Regions from separate parts of the Homo sapiens genome. Here region 2 is linked to region 1. A link is a loop called in an ENCODE intact Hi-C map of the cell type or tissue named here. Cell type or tissue: Calu3. All regions are shown on one strand. Each heading gives the region's core, and the rest is flanking DNA. Links, peaks and the distances in the headings are about the cores only. Region 1 overlaps NPHP1 (nephrocystin 1). Region 2 overlaps MALL (mal, T cell differentiation protein like).

Region 1 (2,917 bases), core at 130-2,629:
TGAAAAGAGAAACCGACAAAGTCACAATTATAGTTGGGGCCTCTATTATAGTTGGGGAGTTTAACACTTCTCTCTCAGTAATATAGGACAAGCAGACAGAAAATTAGTAAGGATGTAAGAGAACTGTATAACATATCAACAAACTGGATTAGATTGATATTCACATAACACTTCACCTCAAAATAGTAAAATACACTTTCTCTTAAGTACATATGGAATAGTCACCAATATAGACGGTCCTGGGTCAGAAAACAAACCTAGACAAATTGAAAAGAATTGGAATCATATAATATATGGTCCTTGATTACATGGAATTAAATTTGAAATCAGTAACAGGAAGATAAATGGAAAAATACTTAAATACTTGTAAATTTAAAAACTACTTCTAAATAATCAAAGGGTTAAAAGGAAATTTCATGGGAAATTAGAAAATATTTTGAACTGAACAAAAAATGAAAATGCAACATATCATAATTTGTGGAATGTTAGCTAAAGCATTGCTTAGAGGGACATTTATAGCACTAGATGCTTATGTTAGAAAAGAATTCTCAAATCTACAGTCAAAGCTCCTTCCTGAGAAGACAGTGCTGCTTGAGCTGATAACGGTCAATGTGAAATTAAATGAGTTAATGTAAGGGAAGTTATCAGAGTGATGTTATACATGGAAAGAACATAGTTCTTTCAAAGAGTGTCTGGATGAGAGGTGGTGATGATAACTTAGAGAGGTGGAGGTGGAGATGAGAGATGTGGATAGAGATATCTGGGAGTAAAAATCAACGAAGCTTGGTGATGGACTGGATATGGAGGAGAGAGGAGGAGTGGGGTATAGGCATGACACCTAGTCTCTGACTTCCGCATCTGGATGGATGGTGGCAACATTCAATGAGATGGGGAACACTGGAAGAGGACCACGTTTGGAGGAGTTGACATGGGCTTGGTTTTGCACATGCTGAGTATACTGCTAACCCCCAGCATGAAGAAAATGCCTTTATTTCATCTGAACTTGGGGTAAAGAAATGAACTTATGTTATGACGGTAATCCTCCCTCACTTCCATAATACATTCTGCACAAAATCACTGCCACAAATGAGCCAGTAGGTGTCCTCAGTGACCAAGAGCTGAATTGGTTTCTGTTTCATACATCTGGTTTGATACTTTTTCCTGTACCTCTCTGTGTTCTCATATATAAGAACATAAAAAGGAATGGAATTTTATTTTCAATAATATATCAAAATAATGAAATTTACTTTATGAAAGAAATTTATGTGAGATTTCCAAATTGAGAGTTATGGAACATATTTAATAGCTGCACAGATACTCGTGCTGTTTATGTAAGAGTGCTTCTTTAATAAATCTAAGCCTAGTTATGAATAAAAAGCATTGGGCTGGGCGCAGTGGCTCACGCCTGTAATCCCCGCACTTTGGGAGGCCGAGGCGGGCAGAGCACATGGTCAAGAGATCTAGACCATCCTGGCCAACATGATGAAACCGCGTCTCTACTAAAAATACAAAAATTAGCTGGACGTGGTGGCGTGTGCCTGTAGTCCCAGCTACTTGGGAGGCTGAGGCAGGAGAATCACTTGAACCCAGGAGGCAGAGGTTGCAGTGAGCCAAGATTGCGCCACTGCACTCCAGCCTGGTGACAGAGAGAAACTCTGTCTCAAAAAAAAAAAAAAACAGAAACCAAAACACATACACACACACAAAACCAAAGGCATTGTTGCCAAAACTAACTAATGAGACACAACTTCCAGTAATGTTTGAGTCAGCTCCTCTTGGACCACCCCACCCAGAGAGGGTAATTGTAAACTCTGGGCAAAGTAAAAAGCAACTACCTGAAGGCACTGCAGAGCATTCAGAAGCAGGCAGACACTGGAGAGGAGCCTCAAGCCTTTAGTCCACTGATTTATTTTTTTTCTCTTTGTTTTCTCTCTTTTTTGTTTGTCTCTTTTCTTTTTCCTATCTTCCTGTATTAGTTTGTTCTCACGCTGCTGATAAAGACATACCCAAGAAAGGGCAAATTACAAAAGAAAGGTTTATTGGACTTACAGTTCCGCATGGCTGAGGAGGCCTCACAATCATGGCAGAAGGTGAAAGGCACATCTCACATGGTGGCAGACAAGAGAACAGAGATTGTGCAGGGAAAACTCCCATTTTTAAAACCATCAGATCTCATGAGAATCATTCACCATCATGAGAACAGTGCAAGAAAGACCTGCCCCCATGGTGGCATGTGCCTGTAATCCCAGCTACTCAGGAGGCTGAGGCAGGAGAATTGCTTGAACCGGGACCTGGGAGGTGGAGGTTGCAGTGAGCCGAGATCATGTCACTACACTCCAGCCTGGACTACAGACTGAGACTCTTGTCTCAAAAAAAAAAAAAAAGAAAGACCTGCCTCCATAATTCAATCACTTCCTACTGGTTTCCTCCCACGACATGTGAGAATTGAGGGAGTTACAAGTCAAGATGAGATCTGGGTGAGGACACAGCCAAACCATATCATTCCTCCCCTAGTCCCTTCCAAATCTCATGTCCTCACATTTCCAAACCTATCATGCCTTCTCAACAGTCCCCCAAAGTCTTAACTCATTTCAGCATTAACTCAAAGTTCACAGTCCCAACATCTCATCTAAGATAAGGCAAGTCTCTTCTGCCTATGAGCCTGTAAAATCAAAAGCAAGCTAGTTATTTTCCAGATACAATGGAGGTACAGGCATTGGGTAAATGCAGCCATTCCAAATGGGATAAACTGGCCAAAACAAAGAGGCTACAGGCCCCATGCAAGTCCAAAATCCAGCTGGACAGTCAAATTTTAAAGCTCCAAAATGATCTCCTTTGACTCCATGTCTCACATCCAGGTCACGCTGATGTAAGAGGTGGGTTCACATGGTCTTGGGCAGCTCAGCCCCTGTTGTTT
Region 2 (2,917 bases), core at 307-2,806, 51 kb after region 1:
CGTCATATTACCAGGGCTGGTTTTCTGGTTCCTTCTCATTTGCATAGGCTCTGTCAGAGTGAAGGTCTAGGGCTGAAGGCTGTTCAGATTCTTTTGTCCTACAGGGTGTTCCCCTGATGTAGTATTCTTCCCCTTTTCCTATGGATGTGGCTTCCTGTGAGCCAAACTGCAGTGATTGTTGTCTCTCTTCTGGATCTAGCCACCCAGCGAATTTACCTGGCTCTGGGCTGGTACTCTGGATTGTCTGCACAGAGTACTGTCATGTGGAATGTCTATGGGTCTCTCAGCCATGGATATCAGTGCCTGTTCTGGTGGAGGTGGCAGAGGGTGCAGTGGACTCTGTGAGGGTCTTTAGCTTTGGTGGTTTAATGGTCTATTTTTGTGCTGGTTGGCCCCCTGCCAGGAGGTGACACTTTCCAAAAAGCAGCAGCTGTAGTAGTATGGAGAGGGACCAGTGTTGGGTGGAGCCCTAGAACTCCCAAGATTATATGCCCTTTGTCTTCCACCAGAGTGGATAGGGAAGGACCATCAGATAGGGGCAGGGCTAGGCATGTATGAGCTCAGACTCTCCTTGGGTGGGTCTTGCTGTTGCTGCTGTGAGGGGTAAAGGTGAGATTCCCAAGTTACTGGAGTTGTGCACTTAGGAAGATTATGGCTGCTTCTGCTGGGTCATGCAGGTTGTCAGGGAAGTGGGGGAAAGCTGGCAGTTACAGGCCTCACCCAGCTCCCACACAAACCAAATGGCCAGTCTCACTCCCTCTGTGTACCCCCCAGCAGCCCCAAGTCTGTTTCTAGGTGGAGGGCAAGATGGGTTTGAAAACTTGCCCCAGGCTATCCTCCTCCCCAGCTTCCCCCGGTGGCTGCATCTTTCCTAACAGTAGTACAGTATCAGAGCCCAGAAGCTGCCCTTGGTACTTGGGGGCTCCACTTTTCTCACATGTGTAGATTCAGGGAATCACCACTGCATCAAGGCACAGGACTGCCACTCACCACAAAGAGCTCCCTCGTGCTACCCTTTCAGGGTGCACCCCCTACCCTGCCCTCCCTCACCCCCTCCTGAACAAACCCCTGAAAACCACAAATTTCATTCCTACAATTTTGTTATTTCCAGAAAGTTATATAAATACATGAAATCACACAGTATATGGGTCTTTGAGGTTGGCTTCTTCCACTCAGCCTAATGCTCTTGAGCACCATCCAAGCTGTGGCCTATGTCAATAGCTCCTTCCTTCTTACTGCTAAGTAGCGTTCCGTGGTCTGGCTTTGCCGTCATTTGTTTAACCATCCACCTATTGAGAAACAGTTTGCCTGTTTCCAGTTCTTGGCCGTTCCAAATAAAGCTGCTGTGAAAACTTGTGTGCAGGCTTTTGTGTGGGGGTAATGCTCAGTTCTCCAGGGAAAATGCCCCCGTATGATTGCTGGGTGGTGTAGTAAGTGTACGCTTTATTAAGAAACTGACAAACTATTTTCCAGAGTGGCTGGAGAATAACTTCTGTGTTTTACATCCCCACTAGTGATTGATGAAACTTTATCAGTAAAGTTCATGTTTTATGTAGTTTACTGGTGAATTTAGATTTCTTATTTAAAGACAATATTAATTTTGAAACATAATCTCCAAGTGCAAAAAAGGTTTGAATGGGTGAATTTTAAGATGAGAACAGACATCCATTTATTTTCTCTCTCCTTCATGTAGCAAGTGTGTGTGCCTTGGGGGAGCCTGGGGTGGGTGCGGCTCACACCCGTGCCCTGCTCTGGAGCCAGCTGTCTGCGGGTGCTGGGGGCTGACCATGCCATTACCTGTATGATACGAGGTGACTCATCAGCTTTTTTATAAGCTGAATTTTATAAGCCGAAGGGTGGAAGCTGCAAGCTCACCCAGGGTGACTGTGAACAAGGAAATGCTTTATGACTATGACTCCAATAAATTATTTTAACTGTCAACCTTGTCACTAGTTGACTTATGAGATTTTTGACTAGTTTAAAACAAACAGCTAAGATTTCTAGAGGTTCAGAAAGTTAAAAGCGGAGACCATGCAAACTCTTTGTTTGATGTTAGATGTTTTCCTTTCAGCTGCTTAACTCACCAGCACATTAGTCAGAGATAAATCCTCTGAGCCCTTAGAAGTTCATCCTGAGCTCTTCCAGTTCGGCAAGTTCATTGTATGTCTTACCCAAATGGCCAGTACCACCTTCATTCCAACCTGCTGCTGCTTCTACTCTGTTTATATGGAAGAGCCTGTCTGAAGCTCACTGAAGCCAGGGGCTTCCCGGGAGCCCCCTAGGGCCAACTCTCTGTGGACTGAAAGTGAATGGGTGGGGCTGGGAGAAGAAATTAGGGCTCCTCTTAGGCCTGACCTTAAGGCAGGCATCTTCCCCTTCCTTCCAACTGTGCCTTAGAAGTTGAGTTTTCCAGGAGGAGAAATCATCTCCCTTGCTTTCCTCTGCTCCCCTGTCAGTTCTCCATACTTCCAGGAGCAGCAAAGTTAACTCAATTTACCCCAGTTTATTTTATAATTTTCTTTTCATGCTTCAGCCTTTCTGTCTCTGTCCCTCCCTTCACTCCCCTCACTGCCATGTGGCGTCTTCCTGTCCTTGGTCTGGCTCCCACAGGGCAGCACCCTTCTCTTCTGTTCTCCTGCAGGACATGGGAGCCACCAACCTCTGTGCCCGTGGGACCATGGGGTCCCGTTGGAATAATGGCCAAGGATGTCCCCTGGAAAACAAGGACGGGAGAACATGAGGAAAGGGAAGGCCTTGGGCTGGGGAAGAGCAAGACCTCCCAGGAGAGAAGATGAAAAGGGCCATGGGACAGGAGTTGGATGTGAACCTCCCCACACTGCCTGTGGCCACCTTGGCCCCTTGGCCAGGCCCAGCCCCTACTCTGGGAGGGCACTGTGTATTCAGGTTCAGTAAAATA

Evidence for each region. Peaks named below come from ENCODE experiments on the same cell type or tissue, not always from the same donor. Only the 100,000 strongest peaks of a DNase experiment are listed, where the experiment ranks them.
Region 2: it touches region 1 in a loop (8-fold over the local background); 21 of 110 quality-filtered maps call a loop at or near these places.

The regions. Positions count from the first base shown.
Region 1 is chr2:110,155,541-110,158,457 of GRCh38, reverse strand. All of the region lies in intron 11 of NPHP1 (nephrocystin 1), which reads left to right. Among named protein-coding and RNA genes, the nearest start is that of MALL, 41 kb to the right of the region's middle. In Calu3, for the core only: a CTCF peak has its summit at 1,095; a DNase peak (open chromatin) is centred at 1,087.
Region 2 is chr2:110,105,201-110,108,117 of GRCh38, reverse strand. All of the region lies in intron 1 of MALL (mal, T cell differentiation protein like), which reads left to right. Among named protein-coding and RNA genes, the nearest start is that of MALL, 9.2 kb to the left of the region's middle. RefSeq lists an enhancer at 1,441-2,640. In Calu3, for the core only: no CTCF peak of the experiment used is centred there; DNase peaks (open chromatin) are centred at 1,272 and 1,777.